Regions from separate parts of the Homo sapiens genome. Here region 1 is linked to region 2. The links are chromatin loops, found by intact Hi-C in ENCODE. Cell type or tissue: gastrocnemius medialis. All regions are shown on one strand. Links, peaks and the distances in the headings refer to the core of each region. The heading gives the core; the rest is flanking DNA. Region 1 has its middle 4.7 kb from the start of LINC02005. Region 2 has its middle 79 kb from the start of LINC02005.

Region 1 (8,343 bases), core at 40-8,039, 74 kb before region 2:
TGCTGATAAAGATATACCTGAAACTGGGAAGAAAAAGAGGTTTAATTGGACTTACAGTTCCACATGGCTGGGGGGACTTCAGAATCATGGCAGGAAGTGAAAGGCACTTCTTACATGGTGGCACCAAGAGAGAATGAGGAAGAAGCAAAAGTGGAAACTCCTGATAAACCCATCAGATCTCGTGAGACTTATTCACTATCATGAGAATAGCATAGGAAAGACTGGCCCTCATGATTCACTTACGTCCCCCTGGGTCCCTCCCACAACATGTGAGAATTCTGGGAGATACAATTCAAGTTGAGATTTGAATGGGGACACAGCCAAACCATATCACTCTGCCCCGGCCCCTCCAAATCTCATGTCCTCACATTTCAAAACCAATCATGCCTTCCCAACAGTCCCCCAAAGTCTTAACTCATTTCAGCATTAACCCAAAAGTCCGCAGTCCAAAGTCTCATCTGAGACAATGCAAGTCTCTTCTGCCTATGAGCCTGTAAAATCAAAAGCAAGCTACTTACTTCCTAGATATAATGGGGGTACAAGTATTGGGTAAATATAACCATTCCAAATGGGAGAAAATTGCCAAAACAGGGGTTACAGGGCCCATGCAAGTCCAAAATCCAGTGAGGTGGCCAAATTTTAAAGCTCCAAAATGATCTTTGACTCCAGGTCTCACATCCAGGACATGCTGATGCAAGAGGTGGGTTCCCATATTCTTGAGCAGCTCTGCCCCTGTGGCTTCGCAGGATACAGCCTCCCTACCAGCTGCTTTCACAGTCTGGCCTTGAGCGTCTGAGGCTTTTCCAGGCGCACATTGCAAGCTGTTAGTGGATCTACCATTCTGGTGTCTGGAGGACGGTGGCCCTCTTCTCACAGCTCCACTAGGCAGTGCCCCAGTAGAGACTCTGTGTGGGGGCTCCAACCCCACATTTCCCTTCCACACTGCCCTAGCAGAGGTTCTCCATGAGGGCCCTGCCCCTACAGAAAACTTTGGCCTGGGCATCCAGGCATTTCCATACATCTTCTGAAATCTAGGTGGAGGTTCCTAAACCTCAATTCTTGACTTCTGTGCACCCACAGGCTCAACACCATATGGAAGCTGCCAAGGCTTGGGGTTTCCACCCTCTGAAGCCACAGCCCGAGCTGTACATTGGCCCCTTTCAGCCATGGCTGGAGGAACTGAGACACAGGGCACCAACTCCCTAGGCTACACACAGCACTGGGCCCTGGGCCCAGCCCACGAAGCCAGTTTTTCCTCCTGGGCCTCTGGACCTGTGATGGGAGCTGCTGCCATGAAGGTCTCTGATGTGTCCTGGAGACATTTTCCCCATGGTCTTGGGGATTAACATTAGGCTCCAGGCTACTTATGCACATTTCTGCAATTGGCTTGAATTTCTCCCCAGAAAAAAATGGGTTTTTCTTTTCTATCATATAGTCAGGCTGCAAATTTTTCAAACTTTTATGCTCTGCTTCCCTTATAAAACTGAATGCCTTTAAAAGAACCCAAGTTACCTCTTGAATGCTTTGCTGTTTAGAAATTTCTTCTGCCAGATACCCTAAATCATCTTTCTCAAGTTCAAAGTTCCACAAATCCCTAGGGCAGGAGCAAAATGTCTCCAGTCTCTTTGCTGAAACATAAGAAGAGTCACCTTTACTCCAGTTCCCAATAAGTTCCTCATCTCCATCTGAGGTCACCTCAGCCTGGACCTTATTGTCCATACCACTATCAGCATTTTGGGTAAAGCCATTCAACAAGTCTCTAGGAAGCTCCAAACTTTCCCACATTTTCCTGTCTTCTCCTGAGCCCTCCAAACTGTTCCAGCCTCTGCCTGTTACCCAGTTCTGAAGTCACTTCTACATTTTCGGGTATCTTTTCAGCAATGCCCCACTCTACTGGTACCAATTTACTGTACTAGTTCATTTTCATGCTGCTAATAAAAACATACCCAAGACTGGGAAGAAAAAGAAGTTTAATTGGACTTACAGTTCCGCATGGCTGGGGAGGCCTCAGAATCATGGCGAGAGGTGAAAGACACTTCTTATATGGTGGCAGCAAGAGAGAATGAGGAAGAAGCAAAGGCAGAAACTCCTGATAAACCCATCGGATCTCGTGAGACGTATTCACTATTACAAGAATAGCACAGGAAAGGCAGCCCCCATGATTCAATTACCTCCTCCTAGGTCCCTGCCACAACACATGAAAATTCTGGGAGATACATTTCAAGTTGAAATTTCAATGGGAACACAGCCAAACCATGTCAACATGGTATAGTGGAAAGAGCTAGTTAGCTCTGGTTTAAATTTAAGATTCACCATGTGTCCCATGCGACCTTAGACAATTGCTTGACCTCTCTGGGCCTCACTTTCCCCATCTATAAAAGGGGAACAAGTGGCCAGGTGTGGTGGCTCACACCTGTAATCCCAGCACTTTGGGATGCCGAGGCGGGCAGATCACTTGAGGTCAGGAGTTCGAGACCAGCCTGGCTAACATGATGAAACCCTGTCTCTCCTAAAAATACAAAAAATCAGCCAGGCATGGTGGCACACACCTGTAGTCCCAGCTACTTGGGAGGCTGAGGCAGGAGAATCGCTTGAACCCGGGAGGCAGAGGTTGCAGTGAGCCGAGATCACACCACTGCACTCCAACCTAGGCAACAAGTGAGACTCCGTCTCAAAAATAAAAAAAAGGGGGGGCGGGGGGAAAAAATAAAACTATCTCGCAGAGTAGCGTCAGGAGAATTAAAATAATAAAGCTCTTGGTAGTCTTCCAAAAAGTGTGCTTGCTTGCCCTTTGGTGTCTTTCTTAAAGACTTTGATATTTGGAGAACTGAGATTCAAGTATCAGGTACAGACAACCACCCTTTTCTGTATTTCTTGATTTTTTTTTTCTTTTGGCCTCTAATACCTTCTATTTCTCTTATGCTTGTCTGGGATACTCACAAGAGGATCTGTGGCAATAGTAGTCTGCTTGATTGCTTGATTCCCTAGGGTCAATTTGTTCATTGGGTTCTTAGGGAAGGAGTTGAGTAGATAAGACAAAATGTTCCCCACGTTTTTGCCTAAGCAGCTTGGCACTGATGAGTACTGGCAGCAGCTCCCTGAATTGTGTTATAAATTTCTGACTGCTGCACAAATGTACCACGTGGGTCAAAGACCAGCAGAGCTGCCCAATTCTCAGAATAGAGTTTGTCCTCATCAGAAAACACCCAGAAGGCCTGTAGTCCCGACAACAGAGTCTTATACCTAAGAAGGTTATAAAGTAAAAACATTTTAAGACAGAAACAGGCTCCAATAAAATTATAGTAATATTGGTTAGCAGAGTTGATGAGACTAATGAGATCAATGGGATTAGTATCTTTATAAAAGGGACCCCAGAGAGCTTTTTAGACTTCTTTGGGCTAGAATTGTTAGTGGTATTTTTTAAATTTTTTTAAAAGAAATGAAAGAATTTGTGTATCTGCATACTAATCCACATCATATTTTTAAAATACTAGTATGCCATATTTATCAAGTGCTTGATTTTTGTGGGGTGCTTTTCATACAAAACCTCATTGAATCATCATAATGATTTTAAGGCACAGGCATAGTGACTGTTCATTTTTAAGATCAGTAAGTTAAGGCACAGAGAAGTTTGATGACTTTCCCAAAGTCTTATAGCTACATGTAAACCCATTTTATAGCCACTACAATGTAGCACCCTCAAAAATAGCAACTACCACTGCTAGAGATACAATATTGGGCTTTATACCTACTCTCTGAATTCATTTAATGTAATTATCTCTAAAAACTCAGAAGATGGTGTAATTTACTGAATGTCTGTGTCTCCTCCAAATTCATATGTTGAGACTCTAGTCTCCACGAGATGGTATTAGGAGATGGAGCCTTTGGGAGATAATGAGGTCACGAGGGTGGGGCCTTCATGACTGAGATTAGTTCCCTTGTAAGAGAGACCCCAGGGAGCTTTTTGACCCTCTTTCTGAAATAGAGGAATACAATGAGAAGTTGGCAGTCTGTAACCCGGAAGAGGGCCCTCACTAGAACTCAATCATGCTGGCACTCTGATCACAGGCTTCCAACCTCCACAGCTGTGAGAGGTTTCTGTCATCTATAGCTTATAGTACTTAGTCAGTTTAGGCTGCTATGCTAACAATGACAGATGATATTAGTACTCTAAGTTATAGATGAGAAAACTGATACTCAAATATACAGAGCATTTTCCCAGTACCACACAGTGAGAAATCTGGGATGCGAATCCAGGCCAGATGGCAGGCTTCTATCTCCACAGAACATCTTGAACTTCACACAGACTTCGCTCCATGTTCCTCACACACAGAGTGCTTTATTATTGTAGATAAGGTGTTCACAGGTGACCCAAGGCAATCTCACACGTGCAGGAATTACGTTCCACCACTCAGTTTCCACAAGGCTCGCAAAAGGAATCAGTAGTTCTCACTAAGTATTCCTCAGCCTCCGCCTTCTGCACACACAATAGGATCACACCTCCAAGCCCTTAAGGTTGGATGAGGCCATGTGACTGGTAGTGACCAATGAGCTATGAGCACATGCAACATGTGTCACTTTTGGGCTGAAGCATTTAATTGTCAATTTGACACCATCCAGAGCTCTTACCAGCAGCATTTGAGATGGCAGCTGCTCCATCAGTCTGGATCCCTAAATGACTATCATAGCAATCCTGATGGCATGTTTCATGAGCAAGAATTAAATGTCTGTTATTTTAAGCCATTGTGATTTGGGGGTTGTATCGGTCTGTTCTCACACTGCTATAAAGAAACACCTCAGACTGGGTAATTTATAAAGAAAAGAGGTTTAATTGACTCAGAGTTCCACATGGCTGGGGAGGCCTCAGGAAACTACCAGTCATGGCGGAAGGTGAAGGGGAAGCAAGGACCTTCTTCACATGGCAGCAGGAGAGAGAAGAGCCAGCAAGAGCAGGGAAAATTGCCTTATAAAATTATCAGATCTCATGAGAACTCATTATCAGGAGAACAGCATGGCGGAAACTGCCCCCATGATCTAATCAACTCCCTCCAACGACGTGGGGATTACGGTTCCCTCCCTTGGCACGTGGGGATCACAATTCAAGATGAGATTTGGGTGGAAACACAAAGCCAGACAATATCAAGGGTATTTTTAATATAAACTACAAACAAAACTAGTCTACCCTGACTGACACAGAACCAGACCCAAAGGAGCTTTTTAAACCCCCCAAGAGACCCAGCAGGTATTAGAATTCTCTACACCCAGAATCATAAACTCAAGTGCTACAGGGATCGGGTAGGGCAGGTAACTAAGGAAAGCAGCTGAGCACATGATAATAGAAAGGGGAAGGGACTGGGTCAAACTGGTGAGCACATGCCAAGGAAATGTGGGCTCCCTGTTGCTAAATCTTGCAATTTTTCAGAAGAATTTGGATATTTGTGTGACTTTTCCCAATGGATAAAAAATTGTACAAATAAAACAAAACTGAACTGCAGGTTAATTTCACTTCAGGGTTTTCAATTTATAGCCCCTGACCCTCTGCCTCAAGTTCACAAGCAGGCTCCCATTTATCAGCCATAATTGAAAGATTTAGAGCCAGTCCTGTCAGTTACTTGCTGTGGGACATTGGAGATGTCAGCCTGGTCCTTAGTACTTCCGTCTGTAAAATGAGTCCATGGGAGAAAACTGATCGTTCTTTGTCTTTCTCGGGTACATCTGCACAATAAAATTTCATATACACACCAGCATGCAATCTTATTTACATATTTTATGGTTTCCAATGAAGCTATAAACCTCAACCCCTGACTACCCCTCCCCACAATAGATCCATGAAATCAACGCTAAGAAATCTGGGCTATATAAAGCCAAAGTTTTCGTCCATCTGAAAATGTCATTTTATCAATGTCAGTGTATCAAGAGGAATGGGATATTTTTCTTCCTGCTGGAGATTCTTAGCATGTCTTCTACTAGAAGAATCCATGGCTCTGATGTTATGGTTGCCTGTGTTCCACATAAAAAGATGGGTCTACAGGTTTTATCATGATGTTTAGTTATCCTTGGCCTCCTTCAGCTTTGTAATTCAAACCACCAAATGTATCGCTGCTTTTAAAAACAATCTTTCCAAACTCACATCCAAACTGCCTCCCTCTCAGTGCAGATGATGAGTGGTTTCCACAGAAAGTCTTTAGAATAAATATTCTGTGGTCACGTTCTCAGCTTCAGTCAATAACCTTTAAAAATACATCCAGATAGGCCTTCAGAGGGAGCAATTGTAATATTTGTGGGGCCAAGAGCATGAAATCACCCAAGTGAGCATCAAATAAATGAAGCAAAGTTCTATTCCAAGTGGACTCTGATTTTTGTCCCATTTTGATAGCATATGCTGTTAATACTTTCATCAATAGCACCTTTTACAGCCTGTCTTTAATAAAGAGGATTCCCACTCCATTTATCAGGATCCTGAGTATATGAAACTGGTCCCTGGGAACCCCTTGATGTGGTTGGAATGAGACTGAAATTTTTATTAAACAATCATTCAGTGGGAATAAAATTTATCATAAAGGGCAACCCTAACATGAAATCTTTATATGTAGCAAAGAGGTCTTAATTTGAAACAAACAATAAAGTGCAGAATTCAATTATGTCAGGAAACAGGTCCAGGCTCATAGGATGAACGAGTCATAACAAAAACTTTAAAGCTAGAAAGAGAAAACTAAATGGCATTTAAAACTTGTACTACATTAATTCAAGGTAGCTACTGCAAGATGCAATCATACCCAAAGGTACGTAGAAATTTCTGGAGATAATCTGATTCTTTTTGGCTGTCCTGCCAACTTCATGTAATCCTCCTGTCAAGAATAATTATTGTGTAGTTCCAAATAGCTAAAAAATAATAATAATAATTTTGAATGTTCTCAACAAAGAAAAAATAAATATTTGAGGTGATGAATATGCTAATTAGGCTACTTTGGTCATTCCACAATGAATACACGTATCGAAACATCACATTGTAACCCATAAAGTTATACAACTGTTATTTGTCTATTAAAAATAAACTTTGAAAGGAAAAGGAATTTGGGCAGTCTCATTGCTCATATTCTTGAAATGTGTGTTCAATTCAACAAATATGTAATAGGCTAATGGTCCTTTTATTTACAAGGTACCTTACAAAGTCCTGAAGGGACTGCCAAATAAAAAGACTCCTAATTTAAGGCAATAGTTTCCTAAAGTGGATGTGTAGGCTGGTGACATCTGAGGCATCTTGAGTACCCTAAAAATACATATTCCTGGGCCCCATTCCAAGCCAACAAAACCAGAATCTCTAATGGTAGGATCAAGAATCTGCATTTAAAACATATTCATCAGATGAAACTGACACAGAGTAGGTTTGGTCCTACATATGCCAGAACTTCTCCGTTATAATTGACAGACATCTAACCCCAGCTGGCTTAAACCAAAAAAGGAATCCATCAACCCTAGTAACTGAGAAGTTCAGCGAGGAGAACAGGCTTCAGGCACAGCTGGATTCAAAGGCTCAAACAATGACATCAGAGATTGAGTAGCTTCCCTGTCAACTCTGCCTTCTTCTGCACTGGCTTTATTCTTATGCATCACAGAAAGTACAATCATAGCGATAATAGAATTCGTACTGTTTTAGGCACCACACTTTACCTGTATTGTCACATTTAGTTTTTATGAAAATAATATAAGGTAGGAAGTATTATTTCCATTTAACCAATGATGAAGCAAGCTCAGAGAGGCAACATGATTTATCCAAAGTCACACCGTGATCAAAAGAGATGGAAAGAATTGTATCCAAGGCAGTTTGGTTGTTGCTCCCGCTCTCTTGCCCATACTTATGTACTCAGAGGTAAAGTAGGCCAAGGATACATGAAATGCTAAAAGAAAAATGAATGTTAGAAGGCAAAAGAAGGGCAAGAGAGTATAATTCAGAGGGCAATCCTTATTTGTGCTTATAGAATGTCCCATATGACCTCTCTGTAAGGCTATAATAGGCCCAGGAATCTGTACTTTGAATGTTTCTCCAGTTGGTCTAATTCACACCTCCTACAACTACATGAATGGTGATTCATCACAGCTCAAGATTTGCTGAAGTGTTTGCATCCATCGACAGCATGCACAGGACTACTGCTGGACTTCGGTTTTAGTAAAGAAGGTATGGAGGGTCATCAGCAAAAAAGTAGAGAAAATTGTTTCAGGGCTGCTGGAGACAGAAGGCTAACAAAATCTTTGTAGCTTCTGGCTGATAGAGGCTGATAAGCCATAGACTGGTGGTCTCACTATGGAGGGGGTAAAGGGAAGAAGAATGTAACACAGAGAAGC
Region 2 (8,343 bases), core at 15-8,014:
TTTTCTTTTAAAAAATGAGAATGTAGAAAAATGTAAAAAGACGATAATTTTGTTCTATTTTGGTATCAGGGAGACAGTATCAAGGTTTTTATATTTTTCATTTCCATAAATTATGTTTATATGCATGTTACACTTACCTAGGCTTACTTGGCATATGCTAAAAATAATACGGACTTTTCATGTCCTGGGACACATCACGTGTTCCTCCAATTACCCTGTTTTCAGTTTCAGGGCCGCTCAAAAGGTAAACAGGCAGCTGACATAACACTACAAATTTAAAACGTCACTTGAACCATACCCATTTAATAAGGAGACAAAGGGACCACGGTGGCTTTTTTTTCCGCCCTAAAAATCTGGAAAGCAACTGCATTTTCTATCACACTTTTGGGGATTTGAACAGTATCCAGACATCTGTAAGATGTGTATTTTTAATCACTTCTGACTTTCACTTCCAAGTCTTGTGTATGAAAAACTTGAAACTGCCATGTGGCCTACAAGCCTGTGAAGGTCTCCCCACCCCATCCCCAAATATGTGGGGTTCCAAAATCATTTGTTCCCAATTTCCCCAGTTTGGGTTAGAGTATGTCCATAGGGCTCGCTGACTCTTGGTAAACTGGAAACCTGATTTGATTTGGCAATGTTTCTGCTAGCTGCACCTTCCCAGGGGGTCTTGCCTTCACTCTCTTTCTGACCTGAGTTAACTATATATTTTTTTCATTTGCCTGGAATAGTGGAACAATTTTACTACTAACTAATCACAACACTTATTAAGCATTTATGAGTTATAAGGCATTGTACTAGCATTGAAGTGAGAGGGGCCCTGTAAACAACACAGTATCTGCTATTACTGAGTTTGGCATCCAGTTAACAAAGAACATACAAGCAGGTGAAATGATCAATGACGATCAAAGATGTAAATAACAATCTGAAAAAGAACCAATAGCAAAAGGTATATTTGTAACTATTGCCAAGGATGAAATATAAGAATAATTAGAGTTCAAAATGGCAGAGAGAGTATTATAGTGGAAATACAAACTAACTAAGGGGCTACTATGATTGACCAAGTATACTGATTTGGCTGTGACAACATCAGTTTATACTTGTTGTCCTGGTATCATATTTATTCTTTTCATTCTTTTTTTTTTTCTTTTTTCTTTTTTTTTTTGAGATGGAGTCTCTCTCCGTCACCCAGGCTGGAGTGCAATGGCATGATCTCGGCTCACTACAGCCTCTGCCTCCCAAGTTCAAGCAATTGTCCTGCCTCAGCCTCCTTAGTAGCTGGGACTACAGGCACCCGCCACCACACCTGGCTAATTTTTATGTTTTAAGTAGAGACAGGGTTTCGCCATGTTGGCTAGGCTGGTCTTGAATTCCTGACCTCAGGTGATCTACCCATCTCAGCCTCCCACAGTGCTGGGATTACAGGCATGAGCCACTGCACCCAGCCTCTTTTCATTCTCATAAGTGTTGCAGTTAGTATAAGAAATTATGTGCTCACCCTATTTATGGAAGAGTGAATTTAGACACAAGGAAGGAAAGTGAGAAAGATATTCCAAAATGACATAAATGAAGATTACAAAAAGAGAAAGGGGAAAATAAGGCACGTACAAAGATTCAGTGAGTAAACCAATGTGTTTAGCAACAACACAGATAAATATATGTAGTGTATTTGAAGCTTATCACATCTAATCCACTACCTATGTACAGGAAATGATTTTTAAATTATTAAAATTACACCAATCTAATATATGGTGAAATAAACAGAAAATACAGATGATGAAAAGATTTGTAATTGCCCATAATTTCTCATACCCAGTATTCATTATTGTTAATATGTTCACTGCATGTTATTTAAGAGTTTTCTTTGCAGATGTAACCAAACAATGGCATCATCATATTGTCCATATGATTTTAAATATGCTCTATTCACTCACTACACTATGAATATCTCTCCATATCAATAAATAGATGTATGACAATTGTTTCATGTAATAGCATTATATAGTGAACTGTGATATGTTAAACAAGTTCCTAGGTTTGATATTTGGAAAAACTCATGGAGAATTTTTTGCTATTATGAACAGCATTGCAATGTATATTCTTGCACAAAATCTGTGTTCAGTTGTCCAATTACTTTCACTTAATACATGATGAGAAGGGTAATTTCTAAATAGATTATTTTTTAGAATTTTTAACTTGCAGCAGAGAAGTTGAGTCACCCAGGCCATTGACCTATTGTCATTTTGTTTCCACATGACCACAAAGAATAATCTTAAGATCCTTGACTTTTCTCCACTGCTGTTATAGCTATCTTAGTTTTCCCGAGGCACTGTGATAGCCTCTTAATTTATTTTACTTCTTCCACTCTAACTCTGTCCCAAATATTCTCCACACTGCAAGAAGATGAGTTATTTTAAAATGTCACCCAGATTATGTCATTCACCTGCTTGAAACCCTTCAGTGTGTTCCAGTGAAACTCAAATAAAACCCAAGCTGTTCACAATAGCAAAGACATGGAATCAACCCAAATACACATCAGTGATAGACTGGATAAAGAAAATGTGGTACATGTACACAATGGAATACTATACAGCAATAAAAAGGAATAAGATTAGCCAGGCACGGTGGTTCATGCCTGTAATCCCAGCACTTTGGGAGGCCGAGGCAGGTGGATCATGAGGTCAGGAGATAGACACCATCCTGGCTAACACGGTGAAACCCCGTCTCTACTAAAAATACAAAAAATTAGCCGGGAGTGGTGGCACACACCTGTAGTCCCAGCTACTCGGGTGGTTCAGGCGGGAGAATCACTTGAACCTGGGAGGCGGAGCTTGCAGTGAGCCGAGACTACGCCACTGCACTCCAGCCTGGGCGACAGAGCAAGACTCAGTCTCAAAAACAAAAAAAAAATAATATGATCATGTCCTTTACAGGGACATGGATGGAGCTGAAAGTCATTATTCTCAGCAAACTAATGGAGGAACAGAAAACCAAACACCACACCTTCTCGCTTATAAGTGGGATCTGAACAATGAGAACACATGGACACAGGGAGGGGAAAAACACACACTGGAGCCTATTGGGGGCAGGGGGTGGGCGGGGGAGAGACAGCATCAGAATAAATAGCTAACGCATGCGGGGCTTAATATCTAAGGTGATAGGTTGACAGGTGCAGCAAACCACCATGGCACACATTTACCTATGTAACAAAACCGCACGTCTGGCAACACATGTATCCCGGAACTTAAAACAAAACAACAACAACAAAAAAAAAAACAAAAAAAAACAAGCTCAAGCTCCCTCACATGATCTGACCTGTGCCCTCCTGGCCTTCCCAATCTCCTCCCCGCTCCCCGCCATCTACCACACCCCAGTACCAGGGCCACCTTTCAGTTCCTAGAAGGAGTAAAGCTGCTGGCTGCTTCTGGGTCTTCACCTACCACTTCCTGCAACACTCTTCTCCTTTATGACTTTGCTCAAATCGTAATTATATCAATCTATTTCTAGCTAGTTTATTTTTCAGCTCCTCTAGTGGATTCTACGTTCTGTGGTGGCACTAATGAAATTGGATTTTTTCACTATCGATTTGGCAGTAATCCTAATACAGTGATTGGCACATAATAGGTGCTCAGGAACTATTAGAGAGGTAGAGGGATGGGTGAAGTTTGTGGCCATGGACCCAAAAAACCACCCCCACATAAGCCTGGGTCTTTTACTCTTTTAGCACGGTATTCTTAAAACCTTAGCTAACCACAGCAGGAATAGAAGCACTGTTGGTGTCAGATAACAAAATGCCAAAATGGGAAGTACCTGGAGATAGACTAATATTATCTGTAAACTCCCTAGAGACTGGCACCTTGGATAGCCCTTTAGTCCATGTGAGGGCTTGGCTGACCCAAGACCAGGACGGAGGCAAGCAGTCCAGCATTATCCATCTGACTTTCCAAAGGAAAGCAGAAGTCACCCCAAGGGTAGGATGAGTGACACAACACAGCCGGCACCAGGATGACCAACAGGATTAGCTGGGTCAAGGCATCAGCCAGCCAGAGCAGCCGCGACAGGCCCAGCAGATGCCGAGGAGTGATCGGCTGTCACCTCTGCTCATCTCCATCTGTTTGTTTGGCTGACCCCAGCGCTGGCCCCAGCTTTCTTTCTGGACTCATAGGCAGCTGGGACCCAGGGAAAATGAGTATCACGCGAGAGTGTTTGGCAACTGTGTGTCTGATGTGCACTCATAAGTCATGGGAATGACCAGGGCGAGGTGTCAACTAACAATTTCTGCATGCTTCCCCTCACTCCTGAGCCCACTCTCCACAAGCAGAGAAAGGGGAGATGGCGATGGCAGAAATCTTCGCACAGGTAATTCAGAGGATAAACAAACCTCAGGGAGCTGGTCAGAAGTCTGACTGGGGCTAATCCTTTGCATTACCTTGCATTCACCAGACTGAGAGAGATAATCTTGAGCCCAAGCCCTCTGGATTCTAAATGCCTGCTTAAGACTGACACTGTGTAGGTAAACGTTTTAGGTCAGAATATTAGCTCAGTCATTTCCTGGCTGTGTGGCCTCAGGCAGATTTCCTAACTTCTCTGAGCCTCAATTTTCTCTTCTGGAAAATTATGCTCAAAACATATCCTAAGGCAAAAGACAAATGAGAGAATGTTACTTGGGGTCTTAGCACAGGCCTATAACATATTAAGTTGTCAATTAATAGTTGTCAATGACAGCTATTGTTATTATTAAAATGTATATAGACAGAAGTATGCATATACACATGTGTTTTGCTCAAAGAGCCTCATACTCTTTGGGGAAAGAAAGAATCATAGCATTTCACTTAGAGCTTTTATCCTATCCTACAAAAATCTCACCAATTTGAGGGCTCAAAATACCAACTGGCAAGTACTGTTCACACAGTGTTTCTATACAGAAGTTTATTGAAAAAAAGGTGTCAGAATACTCAATGAGCAACACGTATATGGTTGCTCATTGAATACGAGATACCACATTCAAGATACCAAGATAGTATTCTGCCAAGTTATGGAACAACTTGGAATCTTAATAATTTAGTTATCGAAAGCGTACAGAAAATAAACAAGAAAGTCCCTGTGTTGCCGGGCGCGGTGGCTCACGCCTGTAATCCCAGCACTTTGGGAGGCCGAGGCAGGTGGATCACGAGGTCAGGAGATCGAGACCATCCTGGCTAACATGATGAAACCCCGTCTCTACTAAAAATTCAAAAAAAATTAGCAGGGCGTGGTGGCGGGCGCCCGTAGTCCCAGCTACTGGGGAGGCTGAGGCAGGAGAATGGCGTGAACCCGCGAGGTGGAGCTTGCAGTGAGCCGAGATTGCGCCACTGCACCCCAGTCTGGGCGACAGAGCAAGACTCTGTCTCAAAAAAAAAAAGTCCCTGTGTTAAATGATTTCAGTCTTATGGGGGAAATAAGTAATAAGGGAATTAAAAACAGAGTGATACGTGCTTTGATTGGAGTAATCATAAGGTACTGTGGGAGTACAGGGGAGGGATGCCTTAGCTACCCTTAGAGGATGTGTGTGTGTATTTGTGTGCATGCACCCATGCAGTTTTGCACCCTTTTGAGTGTAGGAAACACTACCTGACTATAGGTGACAGGTAAACTCTAAATATAAGATAAACATTGGAGGGAGAATATGAGGAATGAGATAAAAGGGTAACTGCAGGGGGAGTAAAATATAGTAATGACAGTAGGCTACAACCTATCAGCTGTGTGACCCTGAGAAAGTCAATCAACCTCTCTGAGCTCAGTTTCTTCACCTGTAAAATAGGAATGTCAGCCCCTCACAACACTGCTATGAGGATTAAATGACACAAAAATAGCTCAGTGCCTGCATATTGAAAGTGTTTGACAAATAATAGCTGCTTTTATTGTCATTGATATAAATTATCTTAGGTTTCTCACAGTCCTTAGAAAGGAATCAGAGAATCCCCCAAGATATTTTGAAGCTTTGGAACCATTCTGTGATATTTGTCTTGTTTCTACATTTCATCTGGTCTGAGAAGTTCTCTCTGATCTTCTTCGGTGGAATGCTTAAGTATCTTCAATCTCATCTGGAGTGCTAACTCTGACGTGTTGCTAATGACTGCCTCAAGTGAAAAAGGGCACTGTGATCCACTGGCAATGTCAGTTATGGGGAAGGGTGAGGAGAGCAGTGCTACAGAGTTCCTGGTATTTGCTATCCAGGAAGCACTAGTACCATTTCTGTCACCAAGATGGCCTATTGTTCTTTCTAAGGACACCTCTGGCCTTGGCAGGTGACATCTAGCTCCCTAGTCCTCCCTAACACTAGTATATGCCCTGTATTCCTTCTCAAAGCTCCCCCATTCCCAGAAAGAAAAAGGCAAAACAGCCATATGCTACCAAACACATTTCTTCTTTCCAGGATGTCTTTGATTCTCTTTCATGAATCTGAGTCATCTCTCCACACCCACCAGCAGTCCCAGCTGAAATTACTGTTTTCCACAGCACTTCAAATTTTTATATCCTCAGGGCCTGCTTTCTATCTGGATCAGAATGCCTTTGGGGGAGGGGGAAGGCACCCAGGCTTCTCTCCTACAGGGATTTCTTCTTGAAATGTATTTTCTCCTCCACATCAAAGTCCATTGAAAACACAGAAACTTCAACCCATCAGGGGTTATATACACATATAAATACATTCATCACTTCCGCTAACCCTGGTCAGTATCAAGAGTAACTCCTCTGCGAGGGCACAAGAAGTACATTTCATAAGGCAGCCGACATGATCACTGGCCCAACACCATTTTCCTCTGCATTGCAAAACCCTGCATGATGTTCACACTGCAATCAGTGTGCTCTCAGGGCCTGCAAGCCCCATTCCTAGCCATCACTCAATTGAGGCCACTTCAGGGAAATCTTACTGAGTAGCAACAAAATCTGTGCACAGCGTGATGCAAGCCACATCTTCTGCAGCAAAGGAAATTCCATTGTCGCGGGAATGTCAGCCATTCCCAGAAGAGCCAGCTTCTCTGGCTCTCTAAGCAGTCAGAAAGCTGAGCTGACAAACGGATCTGAGTAAGCTCACTGCAGCACGACAAGCTGGCAGCACTGTCTTTCCCAACTCTTGCCTCAGTCATGAAAAAGACAAGAATCATTACATCTAAAGCAAAATTCTCAAAGCCTGGATCAAAATCATGAAGAGGAGAGGGGAATAAAGGATGAGGAGGAAGCATTTGTTTAAAATGCAGATTCCCAGGCACCCACAGGACCTACTAAGACTGTCATCCCTTAGAGCAGTATCCAGGAATCTGATTTAAACCCAAACATGCAGAGGTAGGCTTGGACACATATGCTGAGATTCTCACGCACAGTGAGGTTCGAAGCTGCAAAGAAAAGTTTAACTCGTCAGCCATAGTACTGCCTTCTTCTTCACAGACCAGTAGAGAAATGTGCTACTTGATTACTTAGCAGAGGAAACTTTCATAGCACCAACTTCCCAGAGGCAGGAAACGTTTTCAGCTCTTATTTTTCCCATGACACCTCGTTTGTTGTGAAGCCTTTGTTGCCCACATGCAAACTCTGCAGCATCTTCAATATGAAGCCTAAGTTTTCTCCATCTTTTTCAAATTTGTAAACGGATAAGCCCCATAGCCACATCTGCTGATAAAAGGCAACAGGCAAGACAATTTTAATTCATATCTATAACAGTCCTTCTTTAAACTTACGAGGATATCAAACTATTTTTTCCTTCACTTACATTATCTTCCCACCTGCCTTTGTTTTACTTCTGGATCTTTTTGGTTGCAAATAACATAATCTACTGAAATGAGTTGAAGCTACAAAAGAAAGAAGATTATAAAGTAACAAGGTAGGAAATACAGTTAGGCTTCCCCAGGAGCTAAATCTGGATCTTTGCAAACACTAGGAATTATAGTAGACCCTGTTTACTGTCTGTGCAGCATTCTCCTCTTCCTCCTCCCTCACAGAGCCCCAGTTTCCCTCCAGCATCCATCCCTCCCCTGGAGGCTCAATGGTCTCTGAGGAAGCTGCACCCATCCCAGCTCCCAGTGTTGAACCTGAGGGATCCAAGCCATTGATTCCTGTTCTAGCAATTGTATTATCCAGAAATGAAGCTCAAAGCTAGTATAATCTATATATTTTATACAATCTACATAATTTCCTAACTATGATATAAAAGATTTTAAACATTTCCTATAATAAGATTATATGCATTCCAATCAGAAAATGCCCAGGCATGACTCCTTTAAAGCACATAATAAATACTAGGAAAGTGGTGTACTTGTAAAAAGAAGCATTGTGAATTTGAGGACTCTGAGTTGACATCATGTTTTC

The links. Peaks named below come from ENCODE experiments on the same cell type or tissue, not always from the same donor. Only the 100,000 strongest peaks of a DNase experiment are listed, where the experiment ranks them.
Region 1: it touches region 2 in a loop (4-fold over the local background); 1 of 110 quality-filtered maps calls a loop at or near these places.

What each region holds. Positions count from the first base shown.
Region 1 is chr3:73,800,381-73,808,723 of GRCh38, reverse strand. No RefSeq gene overlaps it. Among named protein-coding and RNA genes, the nearest start is that of LINC02005, 4.7 kb to the left of the region's middle. In gastrocnemius medialis, for the core only: no CTCF peak of the experiment used is centred there; a DNase peak (open chromatin) is centred at 3,113; H3K27ac peaks cover 2,497 bases.
Region 2 is chr3:73,725,869-73,734,211 of GRCh38, reverse strand. No RefSeq gene overlaps it. Among named protein-coding and RNA genes, the nearest start is that of LINC02005, 79 kb to the left of the region's middle. In gastrocnemius medialis, for the core only: no CTCF peak of the experiment used is centred there; DNase peaks (open chromatin) are centred at 4,091 and 6,811; H3K27ac peaks cover 4,316 bases.